Regions from separate parts of the Homo sapiens genome. Here region 1 is linked to region 2. A link is a contact called in ENCODE Hi-C or POLR2A ChIA-PET data. All regions are on one chromosome and are shown on one strand. Each heading gives the region's core, a stretch centred on a gene start or an enhancer-like site at or near the end of the contact. The rest is flanking DNA. Distances are from core to core; before and after follow the strand shown. Region 1 holds the start of DEPDC1 (DEP domain containing 1). Region 2 holds the start of WLS (Wnt ligand secretion mediator).

Region 1 (6,141 bases), core at 1,166-3,665, 260 kb before region 2:
GCCAAGATGTAGTGATTGTTATCTCCTCTGGATCTAGCCACCCAGCAAGTCTACCAGGCTCTGGGCTGGTACTGGGGGTTGTCTGCACAGAGTCGTGTGATGTGAACTGTCTGTGGGTCTCTCAGTCATGGATACCAGCCAGCACAGTATTTGGGGTGTCTTCCGGGTCCTGCAGGAGCAATCCACTTCCTTCAGATGGTCTATCAATTCTCTCAGCTTTCCTGATTTATTCCTGCAGTCATTCTGGAGCAAAAGTTCACAGTGCAAGCCTCCACATTCTGCTCTTTCCATCCAAGTGGGAGCTGCAATCTAGTCCTGCCTCCCATCCACCATTATCTCTCCAGCTACCTGAATTAAGTTCTGTGTGGCTTGGGACGCCTCACGATCATGGCAGAAGGTGAAAGGCACATCTCACATGGTGGCAGACAAAAGAAGAGAGCTCATTTTCTTTTGTGATACTCATTGTATCACAATGAGTAGATTAGGTTAGGTTCAGCTAGAAGAGTAAATTAACAGAGGCTCATATTTCTTTCATATATAAGTCCACAGCTAGGCAGTTCATGGGCATTACAGCATCTCAGCTGCACAGTCTTCAGAGATACAGCCTCCTCCAACCCTACACATTTACCCTGTACTCTCCCTCCCATGACAAACACACACACACACACATACATACACATATATACATACACCCCAATCAGGATTTGGGGAATCCCAGGAATCAGCATTTTAACAGGTATTGCAGGAAATTCTAAAACATGTAGTTTTTAACCCACTCTGAGAAATTCTAATGTAGGAGAATTAGGAAAAGGATGATAAAGTGACTCTCGCAGAATTGGTAATGAGAGGAAATAAAATGACTTCCAAGATTTAAACTATGCAATCAATGAATAATTGTTAAGAGCAAAGGTATGTAAAGTTACCTTAAAGAAACTCAGACCACTCACATTTAACAAAAACCTAACTTTTAAATATTTTATCATCTAAAGACACTATAAATGTGAAAGTGGATGGTGCAGAGTGAATCCACAGCCACAGTGGATTATTAAGGTACTATTAAGCTGTGGCTACCTATATCAAAGGCTGTATGTGAGATGATTTTCAACTTGGGGAGCTGGGCAAAAATAAATTTTGGCTTCCACAGTCTCATCTCCATTTCCTTCTGAAAGGAAAAAGAAAAGAAAAACGAAAATCCTGGGACAATGTATCATAAAGCCAGGTAAGAAACAGTTAACATTATTTTGTAACATCAATCATTTTACTTTTCCTTAACATAAGTGGAAAATTGAGTAGATTGTTCCTGTTTACCAAGTATGTTTTTGAAAATTCCTACCCACTGGTCCTGGTAGAAAATAGATGTGCTTCTGCCCAAATTAAGGAAAACTCCACAGACCTACACTACCACTCCCTGAACATTTTTCTTTATCTCTTCTTTTTACTGCATCCTATCCTCTTAAACTGCTATTTAATTTCCAAGTGAATTCTTCCACAGCTTCAAATCACTCAAGCAATCTCCCACTTTACTAAGGGATTCTTAGCATCAGATAGTTTCAGACTGGTGACAGGGTATTTATTAAAAGCATGAAGTCTGTGCTTTGCCAAGGAGACCTAAGACTGAGTAAGTCTCTTCAACTCTCGGAATGTAGTTTTTGTCATTTGAAAATTGACTTCTGTTGAAGATTTATTTTCTAAGATCCTAGTGAAATTTTAAGTGTATAATCACGATCCAAACATAACCAACATTCTTATACAGTGGTAGAGTTTAAGGGAAGCAATTTGACAAGTTGTACACAACCTTTCCCAAGCCCCACATTGTATGTACTTAAGAAAGACTACCTATAATCCATTTTATTACCCAACTGGGGGGTTCTGAATGATCCATTTTACTGCACAATTAGGGGGTTCTGAACCTAGATTTTAGCACTTCAGAGAATCATGGCACCTGCTGAGAGAGAGGATAGGCAGCAGAGAGAGAAACTGCGACACATATCCATCAGGTTGCTTTGCCTTCTAAGCTAACTGCTGAAGATCCTGTAGGGCCAGGCAGAAAAACCGTATTTTCTTGTCTTTTCAAATTTCAAATTCCCTTAAACCAAAGGCTGGACTCCAAATAATTTCGTTTGGAACTAAAGAGCTCATCCCCTCTGAGCACGAAAACAGGACTCTGTGACTCCGCCTCGCCGTAGACCGCAGGAGGGAGAAACAGCGCCAGGGAAACCCGAGCCTGTCCCATCGAGGCGGTCCCAGGCCAGCCCAGCCCACCCCAGCCCGCGCCAGCTACTGGAGCCCCAGGACGCAGCCGAGCGGCCCTCGCCGACTCCTTCCCGAGCCTGGCTGTGGCGTCACGTGACCCGCGGCGCGGCCAATCCGCGCAGCCCTCTATGCTATTCAAATCGGCGGCGGGGCCAACGGTTGTGCCGAGACTCGCCACTGCCGCGGCCGCTGGGCCTGAGTGTCGCCTTCGCCGCCATGGACGCCACCGGGCGCTGACAGACCTATGGAGAGTCAGGGTGTGCCTCCCGGGCCTTATCGGGCCACCAAGCTGGTAAGACAGCTCGGATAGACGGGACCGGTCAGCGGGCTGACGGCAGTCACCACTGTTCGCAGTTTTACCTCGACCGTTCGCAGTTTTACCTCGGTCGGAGGGATGAGTCCCAGGATCCCTAGGTTCAGTGAAAAGGCTGGCGAGGAGAAGTAGCGGGTATGCAACCCTTGCCAGACTCACCGCTCCCTCTATTTTGAGGGTCTGGGCCTCAGGTCCGAAAGGAAGCGCCGCGCGTAGGCCGCACCAGACTCGCTATGAGGAGCGACTCCTGTGCCTGGTGTGGCCGGCGTCCCGTGGGGGCGTCTTAGAATATTCCGATTTGGCCGCTCACCTCGCCTGATTTTCTACCCGCCTCAGAATTAGGGAACAATTGGGAATGAGGTCCAAAGCTTTGTAGGGTTAGGTGGGGGGCAAGCCCGAATGTGGCAATTTTGTTTATTGAACCCATAGAATTTAACGCAGGATGTATCGGCCGAATAGCACTAGGATAACAGCTGCCTGTTTCAAAACGGTATTTCTGAGTACCCATCAGTAACCACTGCTGGTGGTCCCTGAATTGCACGTACAGCACTCCTAACGCGTTTTGTGCAGTTGGGTCTTCGGTTCTATAGGATACTGTGGTGCTGGTTATGTGACGTTAGGTGAGTCCCCTACCTTCTGTGAGCCTGTTTCCACATTGGTAAAGGTTACTAATACATGCTTGCCTTAAGGGGTTTCCCAGGAGGATGCTGTTTTTTAAAGTGTGTTGTGATCTGCAGAATAACAAGCATTTTCCTCTTAGGAATGCCCTTCAGACGAGCATGTATTATTAGCCCTACTTTATCAGGTGCACACTGAGGCTCACAGACGTTAAATGCCCTCTAGAGTCACATCAACAGCAAGTGGCAGAGCTAGAATTCAGATCTTCCTGGTATGGCGATCTTACATGGATTCTGCTACTTAGTAAGTTATTGGCTATATTTACCAATATGAAGGATAGAATTTAGGACAGGAAGGAACCTCAATCAGTAGTCCTGCCACATTATTTAAAACCCATTAGATGAAAGTAGTATAAGCACGCTGAAAAAGAAAACATGCACTGAATGCTTACTAGTACTTCACATATATTACATCATTTTATCATTCCAATAAGCCCATTCGTTAGGTCCTTTTGTCCCTGTTTTGTGGTTAAGGAGATTGAGGCATAGAGATTGAAGATAGGCCCAAAAAGTCATAAACAATAGTGGCAGAGCTAGAGCTGGGAAACCAGCCCTACTAGTCTAACTCCAGAGCCTGTTCTTAAAGCCACTACCCTGTACTGCATCTCAGGAAAGCCGTTCTGTAATCTCCCTTAGTACAGAGTCCCTTTCTGTCATTTTTATTACTGTGTCCTCAGGCCAGTACAGAGTGAGCAGCTCAATATCAGTTTCTAGAGTCAATCACACCTGGGTTTGAATGCCTAGGTTCATCACTTAGCTGTGTGACCTTGGTCATTTTATTAATCTCTCTGCTTTATTTTCCTTATGTGAAAAATGAGAAATTAATAGTACCTATTCATAGAATTGGGGTAATTAAAGTGAAATAATGAATGTGAAGCACAGTGCTACCAACATTAATATTAATTGAGGTAAAAAACAGGGATGAATGTTTTCTCTATTGATTGTAGTTCTTCCTTATTTCCAGATTTCTTAAATAAGCTCAGGATCTTAAATAAGGATCTTAGATCAGCCAATGAAGTTCTTCTAATAAAAAAGCTATTACATAAAAATATTACTACAGCACTAGAATTAATAAAAAGAAAGCAGTGTAAGATATAATTTTTTTTTTTTTGAGACTGAGTTTTGCTCTTGTTGCCAAGGCTAGAGTGCAATGGTGCAATCTCAGCTCACCGCAACCTCCGCCTCCCAGGTTCAAGTGATTCTCCTGACTCAGCCTCCTGAGTAGCTGGGATTATAGGCATGCACCACTATGCCCAGCTAATTTTGTATTTTTAGTAGAGACGGAGTTTCTCCATATTGGTCAGGCTGGTCTCGAACTCCCGACCTCCGGTGATCCACCCGCATCGGCCTCCCAAAGTGCTGGGATTACAGGCATGAGCCACCGTGCCCGGCCAGATATAAAATTTTATATGGCACAAATAAGATGAATGATTCTTCAAGAATTTTTATGATATAATCAGATGTGAATTAAAGAATTTTCTTTACCTAATGTACTTCAAATCAATATGAGATTTAATTTTTCTTCAATTTTTTAAAAATATTTTCCTTCTTTTTACAGTGGAATGAAGTTACCACATCTTTTCGAGCAGGAATGCCTCTAAGAAAACACAGACAACACTTTAAAAAATATGGCAATTGTTTCACAGCAGGAGAAGCAGTGGATTGGCTTTATGACCTATTAAGAAATAATAGCAATTTTGGTCCTGAAGTTACAAGGCAACAGACTATCCAACTGTTGAGGAAATTTCTTAAGAATCATGTAATTGAAGATATCAAAGGGAGGTGGGGATCAGAAAATGTTGATGATAACAACCAGCTCTTCAGGTAATGAACAGATATGTAACTGTAAAACTGAATTACTGTAAAGTTTTATCTCTACTTATATTATACTTTTACTATAACAGCAGCTTCTTCAAAGAAGTTTTATTTCTTTGGAAAACTATTAATGCTGTTAGTTCAACTAAAATCATTTAGAAAAATTGTAATGTGAAAGTTAATTGCTACAAAATTTAAAGTTTTTAAGTGTTAGCATATATAATAAAGTAGGGAATTGGAAGGGAAATACTGATGTATTATCACTTCCGCATATTCTGAACACTTTATAACATTTTAAGGACATATTACTGACCTTTAGTTGCATAGTTTCTAGATTATAAGTTCACAGATCCTTCCCTTCAAACATATAATTTAATTTAAGAATACATGTAATAGGATAATAGCAAATCTTACATAATAAATAACAGACAAATAACAGGACCAGGTAAAGTGGCTCATGCCTGTAATCCCAGCACTTTGGGAGGCTGAGGTGGGCGGATCAACTTGAAGCTAGGAGTTTGAGACCAGCCTGGCTAACATGGTGAAACCCCGTCTCTACTAAAAATACAAAAAATGAGTTGGGTGTAGTAGCACACACCTGAGACTGAGGCACGAGAACTGCTTGAGCCTGGGAGGTGGAGGTTGCAGTGAGCTGAGATTGCACCACTGCACTCCAGCTTGGGCGACAGAGCAAGACTATCTCAAAAAATAACAATGATAACAGAAGAAATATACCACAGGTTAAAGAGAATATTTATTAAGCAGTTAAGATATAACAGAAACTCTGTTTGATGATTTACATATGTGTTCTTACTTAATTGCTATAGTAGCCAAGCAGGGTAGGTATTAACCCCTTTTAACAGATGGGGAAACTGAGACCATGCTTCAACAAATCTTGTTCTGTCTGCCTGAAATGTTTTTCCACCGTGAGACACTGTACACATTTGTCAGGCTAGTAAACTTATACATTTCTTTTAATCTCAGCTCCTTTATAGCCTCTTCTGTGGAGCTTTTCTGATTCCCACAGGTCAGCATAATTGCTTTTTCTCTTATGACCTACGGTTCTTTGTTATGTATCCATTA
Region 2 (5,527 bases), core at 699-3,198:
CATGTTAAAGGCTCAATAAGTGACTTGGATAAAGAGTTGAATGAGAGAATAGATAAACAGCAACCACAGTCATGCATTGCTTAATGATGGGAATACCTTCTGAGAATGTGTTGTTAGGTGATTTGTCATTGTGCAAATGTCATAGAGGGCACTTACATAAACCTAGGTAGCATAGCCTACTACAGACCTAGGCTACACCGTGTAGCTGATTGCTCCTAGACTACAAACCTGTCTGGCATGTTACTGTACTGAACACTGTAGACAACTGTAATGCAATAGTAAGCACTCTGTGTATCTAAACATATCTATAGAAAAGGTGTTGTAAGAATATGGTATTATAACCTTATAGGACTACTGTCACACACACGGTCTGTTGTTGACTGAAACATCCTTATGTGACACATAATGATGTGTATATCCTCAGAACTGTTAAGAACTATTAGATGTTGAAGAGATGGAGTTTTGTATGCATAAAGTTTGGTGCTTGTCCTTGACAAGTCTCTGTTCTATTTGGAGATTAGAAATGAATGCTTCTATTAAGTGTAACCTGCATGACATCTTTTATAAGGGCAATGAAAATTCAGGAACAGAGTAGAGGAGGAGAGAGGACTGGGAAAAATAGTCTCTTGGCATGAAGAGGGTGTGTAAGGATGGGAGGGACAAGAAACAAGATGTGTGGGTGGTGGTGGTAGAAACTGCACGTTTGGGGAGCAGGGTGGGGTATTTACCAAACCAAGGGTCTATTGAGTAAGGTGAGTTGTACTGGCCAAGCGGCCAGTTTATGAAACATGGAAAAACCAGGCCCAGAAATTTAGGCTTGATAGAGCAGGAAATCTCTATCGGGAGCCCCGCCCCTCTTTTTATGGAAGTTAAGTATAAATATAAATATATGATTTCTCACAAAGAGACAACAAACATTGTAACTTAATATAGGTACCCTCTAAACCAACTAAGATCTCTTTAGACCTTTGAAATACAAACTGTGGGCTTGCTTTCACATTCACTTATTCATTCCACAAAAGATTATGGGGCACCTACTAGAGCTAGCATTTTGTTAGGCACCATGGGGGGTACAAAGAACAAAAAAAACTTGGTCCCTATTCCCCAGGAGTTTACAGCTCAGTGGTGGAGACAAACGTGTACACAAATCCTTACAATAGGAGGTAAAAATGTAAATACAGGATTGTAGGGGCTCAGTTCCCAGAGATACTGCATGGAGGTGGTGTGGAAAATTAGAAAGATTTTTTAACACTAGTTGGTTTTGGATCAGGTTTAACATTGATGGAGTAGAACATGTTCTCTTTAAGGCAATAACCAGGGTTAAGGCTGTGGAAGCACATGTGCTGGAGTAACGAACAGTGGTCTGATTTGGCTGGAGAGCAAGTTTCCTCAAGGGGCGCCGTGGGGAATTTAGCTGGGTATGTGCCCAATAACCGAGGCTGGGAATCTGGTAGAAAGAAGTCGAGCTGAGACTTTATTCCGCATCTCTGTGTTTTGACTTAGGCATCTATTGGGTCCTTTTAAAAAAAATTCTCCTCCTCTTTCCTAAAGAGAGTTCTAGCAGTTGGGGGTGGGGTGGGGACCATTTCCTAAAGTCAACGCGTAAGTTAAAGGTCTGCAAGGCGGTCCACCGGTGATTTAAATCTCGCACTTCGGAAACCAGAAAAGGAAACCTGTGAGAAGCTGGGCAGGGGGAACCCGCTTAACATCAACAGCAACCCCTAAATGGCATCAGACCTTGGAGAGACAGGTTGCAGGCCAGACTCGGGAGCCAGGCGCCAGCACCCGCCAGAGCTCTGAGCCCCGAACTGGTGGGCAAGGGGTAGAGGAAGAGAGGGAGGGAGGGAGGGAGGAAGCGCGAGAGGGAGGGAGGAAGAAAGGGAGGGAGGCGGCGTCATGTGATCCGCTTCCCTGCTCCTTTAAGCGTCCACAGGCGGCGGAGCGGCCACAATCACAGCTCCGGGCATTGGGGGAACCCGAGCCGGCTGCGCCGGGGGAATCCGTGCGGGCGCCTTCCGTCCCGGTCCCATCCTCGCCGCGCTCCAGCACCTCTGAAGTTTTGCAGCGCCCAGAAAGGAGGCGAGGAAGGAGGGAGTGTGTGAGAGGAGGGAGCAAAAAGCTCACCCTAAAACATTTATTTCAAGGAGAAAAGAAAAAGGGGGGGCGCAAAAATGGCTGGGGCAATTATAGAAAACATGAGCACCAAGAAGCTGTGCATTGTTGGTGGGATTCTGCTCGTGTTCCAAATCATCGCCTTTCTGGTGGGAGGCTTGATTGGTAAGTGCGGAGAGCTGCAAACTTTTCCCCCTTTCTGTCTTTTCGGGCCCCTTCCCTCTTTGCCTCTTGGGCTACTTGTTACAGTATCACTGCCTTGCTTCTATGATCTAATTAGTCCGGCTATTGTGCTTAAGAAAGCAGAGCTCCATGGGGCTCCGTGGGGCACAATCCAGTCTAGTGGCTAAGAGAAAAGGAGGGGAAAAAGTTTTGGCCTAGTTTCAGTATCCACTTGAAAGGCAAGAGGGGGGCGGCGGGGGTGGGAATCTTAAGCATGGCGACGGATCGCGCGAGGAAGCGCTGGGTTACAAAGTTGATTGCTCGCCCCCCCCCCCCCCCGCTTTTTCCCGCGTTCCCCCCCTTTTCCTCTCGGTTCCCTTCCAATCAGCTCCGGGAGGGCAACGTAATCGACTTTATTAGGAACAACAGAAGAGTCGGGGAACTGTGCCCGGCGCAAACCCGGAGCTCTGTTACAAGGCTGAGATACTTGCACGGTTGTAAATGCATTTGGTCGTCTTTGCTAGGGGCTGAGGGTTTGCAATTTGGGGTCCCGACCTTCGCGCCCTCTGCTTTCCCGCCGCACTCCACCCCACGCTCTGCCGTGGACAGGTCCGAATTGTCGGCCGGGAGGTTGGGTGGGATGGGGTGGGGTGGGAGGGAGTCCTTGACCAGCGCCGCGGGAAGTTGGAGAGGTCGGAGGGGAAAAGCGTATCCGAAAGGTGTTGCTTTTGGCCTCCTGCCCACTCGTGAATATCCCTTCCCCCACTACTTAGAGCCCCGAGAGCCGGTGACTGTGAATGTCCCCGTCCTCTTTTGGCGCTTAGGAGAGCGCCCTCAGCTCCCACCACAGCCCCCCGCAGGTGACAGCTCGCCGGCCTCCTCGGCGACAGCGCCCGCCCCGGGAGACCTCCCCTGGCGTGCACCTCCCGGACCTCTCTGAGTCAAACAGGCTTCCGGGTGAAGAAAACCGCCTCACGGACCGTCCACTCGGAAAAACTCCCTTCCCCTCACTGTCTCCCCATCTGCATCCATCCTCCCGCCTCTCTGCACACTCGCGCCCCCCGCCCCCTCAAGATTTGGGACATCCCGGCACAAACTTCAATGCCAACTTTGCAGCGGGCGCGGACGGGAGGTTCGGTTTCCTTACTTCACGGCTTTGTTAAACTTTGCGGAGTGGGGAGTCCACGGAGGGGCTTTCTCCGCGCGTGCCTTTACGGGCGCCCACGCGATGTGGGGTGCGGGGAAAACGCCCGGGGGCGCCGGCGGCGTCGCTGCCAGAGCTGCACAGGCTTGGGCACCTCCAGTCGTGTGCTTGGCGTTTTGTCTCCAGACTTGGGTTTGATGGGAACAAATTAAAGGGAGTTTGGTACTGTAAATCACGGTAACATCCAAGCCAATTGTCTTAAACAAAGGAGAGTGGGTGAAGCTTCATCAAGGAGAGAAATACCTAAAGGAGACAGTGCTCTTTTCTCTGTGTGCATTTATCCACAAAACAGAAAAGGGTTCAGAGTTTTCAAACAATCTCTTATCCCCAGTGTGGGCCAAACAGCTTCACATTTTCTTTCTGGAACCCTCACCCTCAACACACACACACACACACACACACACGCGCGCACACACACACACGGGTTGGCTTTTGTGTTAGGAGCTTCTGTTTGGCTACATGCAATCTCGTTTCCCCGTATTGGATTTTTCGAGGCTCTTAATACCTTCTCTGCTGGGAGCTGAAGGCAGCCTTCCCTGTGCCCTCACAGTGATTATGCAGCGGTTACAATTACACCTCTTGTCTCCCTTGATGAGCAGTTGCAGTTAGATGCCATTGGATCTTGTGTGATTTCAGTGGCAGACCATAATTAAAATTTCTTGCACCTTGTGCTTTCAGAATTAAATTGGCCTATTATCCCTGTCTGACCTTCATCCTCTTTGAGGTTTTTGCACAAGCAGCAAACCATTACACATAGTTTCCTGGTGTTTGTTGGTGTGTTTCTTTTTCTAGGCTGATCTCCTAGCTTTGCAGACAGAGCCCATTATCCAAGAAGTAGGCTTCCTAGGGCACTTCTGAAACTAGTAGGATTTCTGGGATGCTACCACCAAGGAGAAGCCCTAAGGGCACTCGTGAGTGGCTGGTGGACATTGGAGCGACTATAGGGTCAGAACACTTGTCTGTTCCAAACAGGGTTTGTCTGGAGTAAGTGGTGCCAAAGATTGTTTTTCCCGAAGAATTTGGTTAATGACGACAACCTCAAAAAGTCCGCGGCAGGTGCTAACTGTAACTAGCTTCCCCTCAATTAATAAACTGCTTTATTCCAATTTCCTTGAAAAATATCTATGTATAACACTTCTTGGAGGAAACTGTATAAGTTTACTGCTTACCTCTCCTTCCTCAATTGCAAAGGCTGTGTCTCCAATTCAGATCAGATCTAGCCCATGTTGAACAGTGACTTAGCCTTTCCTCTTTCACTTAAACAGTAATTTTTTTTTGCTCTTAAATCTAAAATTTGGGTAGGACCCAAATATGGGAAATAAATATCAACAAAATGTAAGTGAAAAATTTTCCCACCAAACTTCCCTAAGCTGGAAAACAAAGGAAACTAAGGAAAGAATAGCAACAAAGTGGGCAAGCGGAGACAGTAGTTGAAGGAACAGTTTGTAGGCTGGAAGTCAAGGTAAAGTTCAGAAACCTCCTCTGCTCTCTCGAGTGAGAAGAGAACTCCTCCGCTGCTCATTGTTATTGCCACTTAAAAAGTCAGTTGTCCTGGGTGTGAAGTGTCTCTCTAATATATCTGCAGTAGGCCAAGTGAGAAAAAGAAATGTCCCCTTTGAACTGGCCAGAATATATTTTTCTTTTTGATCACTCTTTTTGCTGATGAAAGTAAACTTAGGAAGAGCAACTTAGGAAGGGGAGAATATAAATGGCAAAGCTCTTGTTTGTAAGGGTGTGAGTACTGCATACACCACACACACAAATATACAGCACAAAAACAACCACCCCACCAAACAATAACAATCCGTGAACCCCAGAGTGACCAGGCAAGTGAGTTAACTAGCAGGCTTCAGGCTCCTCATTGGTAGAGGAAGGAGTTTAAGGTCCCTTTCGGTTCTAAAATTGTGTAACTCTTTCAGTACTTAGAGAATTGTACATGACATTTAGGCTGTTGTTTCGTTGTAGCCTTCTAGATTTGATGGAGAAAATTTAAACATTCACTATAAAAGCAACTAGCCTCCAGGAATTGGCTTTGGTTTAGCCAGCTTA

Evidence for each region. A loop is a pair of places that touch in the nucleus more often than their neighbours do. ChIA-PET counts read pairs that join two places held with the same protein, here RNA polymerase II (POLR2A). Pooled maps may share reads with other maps.
Region 1: a loop to region 2 is called in a map of endothelial cell of umbilical vein, with 13 times the contacts of the local background. The contact joins the promoter of DEPDC1 here to the promoter of WLS in region 2. A Hi-C loop is called at or near these places in 1 of 168 maps with a recorded cell type or tissue (endothelial cell of umbilical vein) and 9 of 50 pooled maps. POLR2A ChIA-PET finds 5 or more read pairs at or near these places in 2 of 52 experiments (activated CD4-positive, alpha-beta T cell and activated T-cell).

The regions. Positions count from the first base shown.
Region 1 is chr1:68,493,356-68,499,496 of GRCh38, reverse strand. It overlaps DEPDC1 (DEP domain containing 1), which reads left to right and starts at 2,415. Exons shown (of 12, transcript NM_001114120.3): 1 at 2,415-2,545; 2 at 4,802-5,067. The coding sequence starts at 2,498. It overlaps DEPDC1-AS1 (DEPDC1 antisense RNA 1), which reads right to left and starts at 2,821. Exons shown (of 3, transcript NR_110671.1): 1 at 2,726-2,821. RefSeq lists enhancers at 2,515-2,574, 2,685-2,734.
Region 2 is chr1:68,228,944-68,234,470 of GRCh38, reverse strand. It overlaps WLS (Wnt ligand secretion mediator), which reads left to right and starts at 1,948. Exons shown (of 12, transcript NM_024911.7): 1 at 1,948-2,277. The coding sequence starts at 2,172.